2 separate regions of the Homo sapiens genome follow, and region 2 is linked to region 1. A link is a contact called in ENCODE Hi-C or POLR2A ChIA-PET data. All regions are on one chromosome and are shown on one strand. Each heading gives the region's core, a stretch centred on a gene start or an enhancer-like site at or near the end of the contact. The rest is flanking DNA. Distances are from core to core; before and after follow the strand shown. Region 1 holds the start of DNAJC11 (DnaJ heat shock protein family (Hsp40) member C11). Region 2 holds the start of PRDM2 (PR/SET domain 2).

What was found. A loop is a pair of places that touch in the nucleus more often than their neighbours do. ChIA-PET counts read pairs that join two places held with the same protein, here RNA polymerase II (POLR2A). Pooled maps may share reads with other maps.
Region 2: a loop to region 1 is called in a pooled map, with 3 times the contacts of the local background. The contact joins the promoter of PRDM2 here to the promoter of DNAJC11 in region 1. A Hi-C loop is called at or near these places in 1 of 50 pooled maps. POLR2A ChIA-PET finds 5 or more read pairs at or near these places in 2 of 52 experiments (H1 and WTC11).

The regions. Positions count from the first base shown.
Region 1 is chr1:6,700,364-6,705,071 of GRCh38, reverse strand. DNAJC11 (DnaJ heat shock protein family (Hsp40) member C11) reads left to right here and starts at 3,256. Exons shown (of 16, transcript NM_018198.4): 1 at 3,256-3,343. The coding sequence starts at 3,272. RefSeq lists a silencer at 3,020-3,469.
Region 2 is chr1:13,698,520-13,703,172 of GRCh38, reverse strand. PRDM2 (PR/SET domain 2) reads right to left here and starts at 2,985. Exons shown (of 10, transcript NM_001393986.1): 1 at 2,873-2,985. RefSeq lists enhancers at 20-69, 130-479 and a silencer at 2,463-3,232.

The DNA of each region.
Region 1 (4,708 bases), core at 2,007-4,506:
TATTACATCAGTTTATATTTAAATGTCACCTATTAAGTTTTGCTTTACAGCTATGTTACAGACTGTTTTGTGGTTTCACCCAACAAAAAGAAACCAAAAGGCCAGGCACGGTGGCTCACACCTGTCATCTCAGCACTTTGAGAGGCTGAGGCGGGCAGATCACTTGAGACGGGAGTTCCAGACCAGCCCTGCAATGTAGCAAGACCCTGTCTCTACAAAAAATACAAAGCTTAACCAGGTATGGTGGCGGGCACCTGTAGTCCTAGCTACTATGGAGGCTGAGGTGGGAGAATTACCTAAGCTTGAAGAGGTGGAGGCTGCAGCAAGCCATGATTGCACCACTGTACTGCAGCCTGGGTGACAGAGGGAGACCCCGTCTCAAAAAAAAAAAAAAGAAAGAGAAAAGAAAAAGAAAACAAAGTGCAAGGCATGAGTTAAAGCAGCTGGGTTTTGTCAGTTGCTCGGCGTAAGTAGTTTGTTGGATGTGCGTTTTTAACTTATAAATTTGTACTGCCTTTGGTTTCCATTATTTTGCCCGTTGAAGATTAGGGTTTTGGAGGAGAGAAACGAGAGAGCCAGCCTCAGAAACAGATACATTCCTCAAGCCTGTGGAGCATCTAAGTTAGCTTTCTATTTATCACCACCACTTTCCAAGTAACCATAACACAAAATCTCGTGGGCCCAAGAGAGGACAGCCACAGAGCATTCCTGAGTCACTATTTATCTTGTTTGAGTGGTGATAAAAACCAGGTCATTCTCAATCATAGAAACACAGACCTGGGCGTAGTGAAACATATGTTATGTTCCATTTATATAATTCCTAGAGGCTGTGTTTTCCAAAGCAGAGGAGGGATGGCAAAGAACTTCTCTACCCAAGTAAGCATTATGGCCCAATTAATGTCTACAAACCTAAGGAGGCCGGGCGCGGTGGCTCACGCCTGTAATCCCAGCACTTTGGGAGGCCGAGGCAGGTGGATTACTAGGTCAGGAGACCAAGACCATCCTGGCTAACATGGTGAAACCCCATCTCTATTAAAAATACAAAAAAAAAAAATTAGCCAGGCGTGGTGGCAGGCGCCTGTAGTCCCAGCTACTCAGTAGGCTGAGGCAGGAGAATGGCATGAACCCGGGAGGTGGAGCTTGCAGTGAGCCGAGATCGTGCCACTGCACTCCAGCCTGGGCGACAGAGCGAGACTCCATCTCAAAAAAAAAAGAAAAAAGAAAAAAGAAAAAAAAACCTAAGGGAAAAAGGAATGTCTCCACATTGTTGTTTTTACCCCCAGTCTCTCTGTATGAAATTCTTGGCCGGGTGCGGTGGCTCACGCCTGTAATCCCAGCACTTTGGGAGGCCGAGGCAGGTGGATCACGAGGTCAGGAGTTCGAGACCAGCCTGGCCAATATGGTGAAACCCCGTCTCTACTAAAAATACAAAAATTAGCTGGGCGTGATGGCGCACGCCTGTAGTCCCAGCTGCTTGGGAGGCTGAGGCAGGAGAATCGCTTGAACCCGGGAGGCGGAGGTTGCAGTGAGCCAAGATCGTGGCACTGCACTCCAGCCTGGGCGACCGAGTGAGACTCTGTCTCAAACAAAAAAAAAAAAAAAGAAAGAAATTCTTAAAGACTGTCAAATGTCAGCATGCAGTTTGGCCCTAACCACAGCTCTTTTCTCTGCAAAGGAGAAAAAGGCAAAGCCCATAACATTGCTGGAAGAGCTGATGGACCATGGAAGCTGTTGTGGAGAAGCTTCACACAACTAAAGAAATAGCCCTTAATTTACAACCTGGGCTGACAGTTTGTTTCAGGCTGACTCAACCCACCCGAACAATCTGTCTCAGCACACCGAAGTGTCTCATGCCAAAAGATCCTAAGAGGGCTGGGCAACTTGGAAGGGATGAGACACAGGCCCAGATGGTGCACATCTGGCCAAAAATTAGAAAGAGAAAGAAATCAGCCTCTCAAATCCACAGACAGGTGTTCGGGGCTTCCCAGGAGACCTGCTTATGAAGGGCAACGGGGATGGCTATGGACTGGTGGTTAGTGAAGGAACAACAAAGGTTTCTGAGACTTGCGCAGGTCAGCGGGAACCAAACAGGTGGCAAGAGTGGGCTGCTGTCCACCTTCCCTTGACAATGGCGTCATTTCGAAGACCTTTAAATTATTTAGATTGTTGTAACCAAGACATCTTTAATAATGCACCAAACAGCAGGCACCAGGTTGAAATCAATTAGACTCCACCGATAAATTATAAGGGAGAAATTTACAGGAGAATGGCTCTGGGGTAGGGACTGCAGGTACACATGCCTGCCAGAGACAATTATATCAGGAACCAAATAGTTATTGCTTTGTCATTTAAGCAGCAGAAAAGATGGCCAGGTGCTCCTAAATTAGAGCAATAACAAATAACTAAAATGAGGAGGCCTGTTCTGGGCAGGAAGGCTTCTGGGTGGCCAAGAGAAAAGACAATGGAGGTAGGAACAAATGTCATTTGGGGGATATCTAGGATCCGGATGCACCCTGCACTGGGGGCACCTCGCGCTTCTTCCAGGAGTTTGGGGCCAGTGGGGTAACAGGTGGTATCACAGGGGTTTGTCTCCCAGAGGATGACAATCTCCTGGAGGTGACTTCAAAGTTTCCCTTTCTAGGCAGGACGCGGTGGCTCATGCCTGTAATCCCAGCACTTTGGGAGGCCGAGGATCTCCTGAGTTCAGGAGCCTCAGACCAGCCTGGCCAACATGGTGAAACCGTGTCTCTACCAAAAATACAAAAAAATTAACTGGGCGTGGTGGCGCGCGCCTGGAGTCCCAGCTACTCGGGAGGCTGAGGCAGGAGAATCGCTTGAACCCGGGAGGTGGAGGCTTCAGTGAGCCGGGATTGCGCCACTGCACACACACCAGGCTGGGCGACAGAGTATGACTCCGTCTCAAAAAAAAAAAAAAAAAGCAAAGTTTCCCTTTCTAGTACAGGAAAAGCCCTAGGGAGTCCTGGCTGGATCTCAGGCCCCCGAGGACGCAGCCACGCCGCGTGCCACGCGTCCATTGGGAGCACGAAGAGACACCCGCGTGGTCACCCCGCCAGGGCTGCCTAGGCGCCGCGTCCCGCCCTAGGCCGCGCGGGGGCGCAAAGCGCAGGCGCACTCCCGCCGGGCGCGGACGGCTCCGGGCCGCCAGGGGCCGCTGTGGCGCAGCCGGGCTGGCCCGCGCTGTCCCTGACGCGGATCACTGGCCCCTCTTGAGCACGGCCTTGCCGGTTTGGCGGGGTGAAAGGTTGCGAAGATGGCGACGGCCTTGAGCGAGGAGGAGCTGGACAATGAAGACTATTACTCGTTGCTGAACGTGCGCAGGGAGGTGAGGCCAGCGGCTGGACGCTCTGGGGGCTGAGGCCGAGCCCGGTCGTTCGGGAGGGCCGGGCTGGCGGTGGCCGCCCCACCCCCGCCACGGGAGGCTCGGGTCCGTCGGGGAGGCCGCGTGACCCCGGCGACGTGCACGCCAGCCGCCCGATGGAGGCGTCCCCACCGCCCAGACCCTCCCGCCGGGGGTTCCGGGGCCAGCCTCCGCCCCAGCTCCTGAAGGCCAGTGCGCCGCGTGCACTGTGTCCGGGTAGGGCCAGAGGCCCCCGCACGCTCAAGAGGAAACGGGGGCCCCGAGGAGGCCACCGTAGTGGGGTTAGCAGTCCTCCGAGACCCCGTCTCGCGCTCAGCCCACATACTCGTCCTGGCTGAGGGGCTGTGTCATCGCCCGCCGCCAGCAGGATGGCGAACTGAGTCTCACCCACCAAGGTCAAGGCCACTAGGGAACGTCCTTAGGGCTTTTTCCGGTTCCCGAGTCTTTCGTGGGGACGCTCTGCCTCTGAAGTGGGTCCAGCCTCAGAGGCATGCGTCTCATGCCCTCTTTCATTCCCCTGGACCCGATGTCCAGAAATTGCAGGCAGAGCCTCCGGGACACAGACCCTCGGCTCGGAGGCTGCAGATTAGGAAGAAGCCCTAGGCCAGAAAAGTGGTGCCCTAACAACAGCTTCAACATTCACACCAAGCACTTGTACCCTGTCTCCTCAACGAATAAAAGATAACATGAGAGAGTCTCACATAGCCTGGCAGTAGTAGGGCCCCACTACACTCCTTTGTTCTTGACTAGTCTGGAGTTGAGATAGGTGTGAAGGGCGAGAAGGCTTCCAGGGTCAGGTCATGAGGTGGATCAGTTTCTTTAAGCCGATGGGTCCAGACTTTTCAGCCCTGCCAGAGAATTCCTAATTCCATCTCTCAGGTTTTCCAGTGGTAATGAAAGCTAGCCAAGTTTGGCTATGCTAACCAAAGCGGGTTCAGTGTGTGTTGTCAGTAAATATTAGTCTATGTGATGTTAATAATACAAACTTATCTTGTGTGGGACCACTATGCTGAATGAACTTTGTACTGTTATCTCATTTAATTCTGAGGATAGCTCTTAAGGTAAGTATTATGATAGCCCTTGATTTACACTTGAGGAAACCAAGGCATAGAGAGATTAAGTAGTGTGTCTAAAGTCACACTACTAGAAAGTGCAAGAGCCTGAACTCAACCCAGGCAGTCTGACTCTGGAGCCCAGCTTGTGAGCTCCATGCTAGTCTGTCACCTTACCTTACCAGTCCTTGGACTACAAAGCTGCTAGTTCTGGTACTGTATCCTTGAGTGTCACGCGCGTCCGTGTGAAGAGACCACCAAACAGGCTTTGTGTGAG
Region 2 (4,653 bases), core at 1,736-4,235, 7.0 Mb before region 1:
TTTTCAGTAATGGAGTCCACAGCTTTCAGACACTCCATAAAGGTGGTTTTTATAGCTCTAACTAGAAACTTGTAGCTTCAAAAAGAGAGAGATGGACCACCACCCCAGGCCTCTAACCAAATGTTGTAACCATAGGTGACAGCATAGCTGGTGCTCAGCGCACAAAGCGTGAAGCCCTAGACACAGGGCGGCAGTTATCTGTGGTAAGGACAGTCAGGTGATGTCCCTCATCATCTGGAAACTCCCTTAGCTACCCATCGTCATGCAAGTTTGACGATTTTCCCCCAACCATCAACCTCCTCCTCTTCCACTCCCCATTATGGAGTTTTCTAGTAGAAGTCCGCTGTTTTGGTTTTTTTTCTGCATGAGTATTAAAAATAACATGAAAAGCTACTCAGAAGACATGAAAATAGTAAATAACCTAAGGTGCTTTCCATCCTGGAAAGTCTATGATTTAACAGGACTTAAAAAGGGTTTGTAAATCAGGTTTGGAACTTGAAAAGAAACAGGCTGCTTAAAGAAACAGTCTCATGAATAAATAAACATCTAACGTAAAATAATCATCAAAAGAATAGGCGCAGATATATGTACATAACTGCACAGCCACAGCCAAGAACGGAAGAAAGGAAGCTGAAATTGAGTGTTACTTCTTATGACTGCACCCGCAAGAAAAATGCTTATTTAGATGCTAAAAAGCAGAATTTATATTTTTCACTGTAATCTCAAAAGATTACAGAACTTTAAAACCCACGATTTTAAAAAAACTTTCAAACAAATCTTAATGAAAAGAAAACTCAGGCTTGAGAAACCTTACAGATCAATATGGACTTGATTGATAACTTACGGCCCATCCACATATTAAATAGCCATTAAACATAATATTGACTAGTTAGTGGCATGGATACATGCTCACCGTATCATAAGGCAAGACAGGTTGCAAACAATATACACACTATATTATCAATCCTGTATAAAATGTAAATAAATATATATATATGTGAATGAACTGTAAAATAAGGAAAGAAATACGCATATCCACACCAAGAGAGACAGGAAGATCTGCCAAACGTTAACAATGGTTATCTGAAGAGGGGAAGGTTATGCCCAATTTCTGTTTCTTCTTTGTGCTTTTCTCTACTTTCCAATTTTCTACAGTGAGAATCTTTTGTTATGTTTTGTACTTACAAAATTAATACATTCTTACAGATTTAAACTGTACTGTTTCAGGCCCTGTCCACAAAATAAGGAAAAAACAAACCTGAACATACCAACCTTTCAATTAAAGAAACCACCTTCAGAATCAACAAAAGCAAACATTTACTGAGCAGTATTATCATGTTCTGGCACTTTTCTAAGCACTTAAAATGTATTAACTTATTTCAATCAAACCAAAACAGATGTGTTGAGTAAAAAGAGCCCTGGAATCACAGAAAATGTAAATGAGTTTTAGTTCCACTGTGAATTTTGATTTGTTTCCATAGCTCGAAATGAGGGGGTTTAATAAAAATGATCTTTAAAGGTCATCTCAAGGCTAAACTAAGATTCTACATGTAAAAATTTGGCCAATAAGTGTTAGTCCGGAAGCCTCAAGAGTGATGGGGCAGTTTGGACCATCTCAAAAACACAGAACCCTACTAAAAAAGAACGTATGACAGTGTGTCTCAGTTCCTCCTCCTTAATATATGTAAATTTCCTATCATGTTTTTTTTTAAAAGGCCTACATTTTTCTAATACTTGGACACAACTGATCAAACCGAGGCGAAGTGTGTACCATTGTAAAAGAAATCATTGAAGAGTTCCATTTGTTGTTAAAAGTTTCGGTCACTTTTAATAAACCTGGAGTAAACAAAAACTTAAACATTTTAGTCGAGTTCTGGGGTAAAAATGATTCTTCTAGTGTCTGGTTAAAGGGATCTAAGGACCTACTGGGATTCAGCAAAAGACGTTCCACGTCTCAAATACACCCAAAATCTCAATACAACACTAAAAGAAAAGTGAGGGGCCAGCACGAAATTTCTGTTAGGGGAAATTTCAGCTGCGTAGTTAAGGAAATCAGGACTTCCCGGTTAACTATGGGGTCTTTGCCGCAGCTCACAGCCCGACACAAAGCTACAAGCCCGGAGGGTCGGTGGCTCACGCGTGGATCGAAAGAACCACGAAGGTTTGGGGAATGACACTGACCTGTTAGGTTTACTTCATGTCTCACTTACCACCATCAAAAGAGGTTCATTGATAGCTTTATTAGCAAAATTAGTAACAGAGTTGCACGTCTGTAACACACACACACGCGCGCGTGCGCACACACACACATACACCCGTGGGTCTATGGGAACATTGAGGGAGACAATCTCCAGGTTAAAACCACACAAAAACTATTTGGGAAACACAAAGACGCAAGACACAAAACAAATTTGGAGTGCAAATGTGCAAGACACACTCAGTGGGAACACAAAAGAGAAAAGCACAGCGGCTTGACAATTGGGACGGCGCCCGGCCCCACGTGGGGCCCCAGGTGGCCCCACCGCCGCCCGCACCCGGCCAGTCTCTGCAGCCCGCACGCGTCCCCCGCGGGGCGCGCGGCTCTTCACGGCGACAAACCGAATCCCGAACTTCGCCGCAGGGACCCCACGGCCGACAAGGAGGAGCCCGGCGCCGCCACCCACCCGCGGGGCCACCGACCCGGAGGCCCGCGCCTCGTCCCGGGGCCCCCGGCACGCCCGGGACCTCTGAGGGGGCGCGTCCGCCGACCCGGCCATCCCTGCGGCGCCGGGTCCCCAGCGTGTCGCCGCCGCCGTCGCCGCCGCGCTCCTCGGGGGGAGGGACCAGCGTCCCGGCGCGAGCCCAGAGGCCGCCCACCCGCGCCACTCCTTACCCGCGCCCGCCGCGCCAGCGCCTCAGAGCACCGAGGGCCGCCGCCGCCGCCGCTGTTTCGCCGGCCCCGGCGCCCGCGGCCGCGCCGCCGCCATCTTGACTCCAGTCGGAAGTGACGTCGGGCGGCGAGGCAGTGGCCTGCGGGGCTGGGGGGCTCCGGGACCCCCGGTCTCCCCACGATCCCAGAGCCCGGCCCTTGACCCTGCGCCGTCGCCCAATGGCCACCACCCAGCCGCCCCTCGTAGGTCACCGCGGATCCCATGGCGGCGCCTCGGGAAGGAACCCCGGCGGCTGGCGTCGCGGCAAGTCCGACCGCACCCTAGGGCTAGGATCCTGCGTGGTTCAAAGATTCTCAAAGAATCAAAAAGACTGAAGGAGGTGTTGGGGGGGCATGTCTATCGTTGGAGGTCATTAAATATCTGACAAGTACATAAACGTAGACCTTATACTTCTACGTTTGGATCTATACCAAAAAGATCCAACTCCAGGCAGACAGACGCAGCTGCTGGGTTTATTTGCTGCCCTAGTACCCAGGAGCAGTGACCAACGCTGCCCTGTGCCCGCGATGTTCCAGTGCAGCGCCTCTGAGAGCGCGGTAGTAGTCCTGCCCTTAAGGAGCTTGCTGTTCCCAAGCGGGCAAACAAATGGACTGCAGAGACGACGACTCATAGATGTTCTGATGAAGATGAACTGGGTGGAACTGGAGATGGCTCTTCGACATCCAAGGGTGGAGGCCTAGCACGTGGTTGAAAATGAGTTGAGTCGGGGAGAAGCACAGGCTGGAGATGAGCTGGAAAGTTGGGAGTTGTCGTTATAGATGGTGCCTGGAGCCTTCAGCACTTCAAGATAAAGTAATCCTCTGAGAATGAAGTCAGGAAGAATCCGAATGTGATGGCTACGTTGGCCATCTGCAGAAAGCACCCAGTGGAAAAACAGGATACTAAGGGCAGGTGTGCTTCCAAAAATTATGAACGATCATTTATGTAACAGGTTTAATCTTAAGAAAACGTGTTGGCCGGGCGCAGTGGCTCACGCCTGTAATCCCAGCACTTTGGGAGGCCAAGGCAGGTGGATCACGAGGTCAGGAGATCGAGACCATCCTGGCTAACACGGTGAAACCCCGTCTCTACTAAAACTACAAAAATTTAGCCGGCCGACGTGGCGGGTGCCTGTAGTCCCAGCTACTCCGGAGGCTGAGGCAGGAGAATGGCGTGAACCCAGGAGACGGAGCTTGCAGTGAGCCAAGATCGCCCCACTGCTCGCCAGCCTGGGCGACAGAGACAGACTCCATCTCAAAAAAGAAAGAAAACGTGTTGTATCAACATATATCATGTTATCTTATTGTAAAAGAATGAGGCTAGGCCGGGCGCGGTGGCTCAGCCTGTAATCCCAGCACATTGGGAGGCCGAGGCGGGTGGATCACGAGGTCAGGAGATCGAGACCATCCTGGCTAACACAGTGAAACCCCGTCTCTACTAAAAATACAAAAAATTAGCCAGGCGTGGTGGCGGGCGCCTGTAGTCCCAGCTACTCCGGAGGCTGAGGCAGGAGAATGGCGTGAACCCGGGAGGCGGAGCTGGCAGTGAGCCAAGATGCCCCACTGCTCTCCAGCCTGGGTGACAGAGCGAGACTCAGTATCAAAAAAAAAAAAAAAAAAAAGAATGAGGCTATAGCTGATGATCGAGTCGGTTATAGTAAACAAATGAAGATCACCTCATTAGAGTAAATTTTATTAAGGCCTTGAGAAGTGACAGGGCTTAAGAAAATAAGGAAATAAATCAA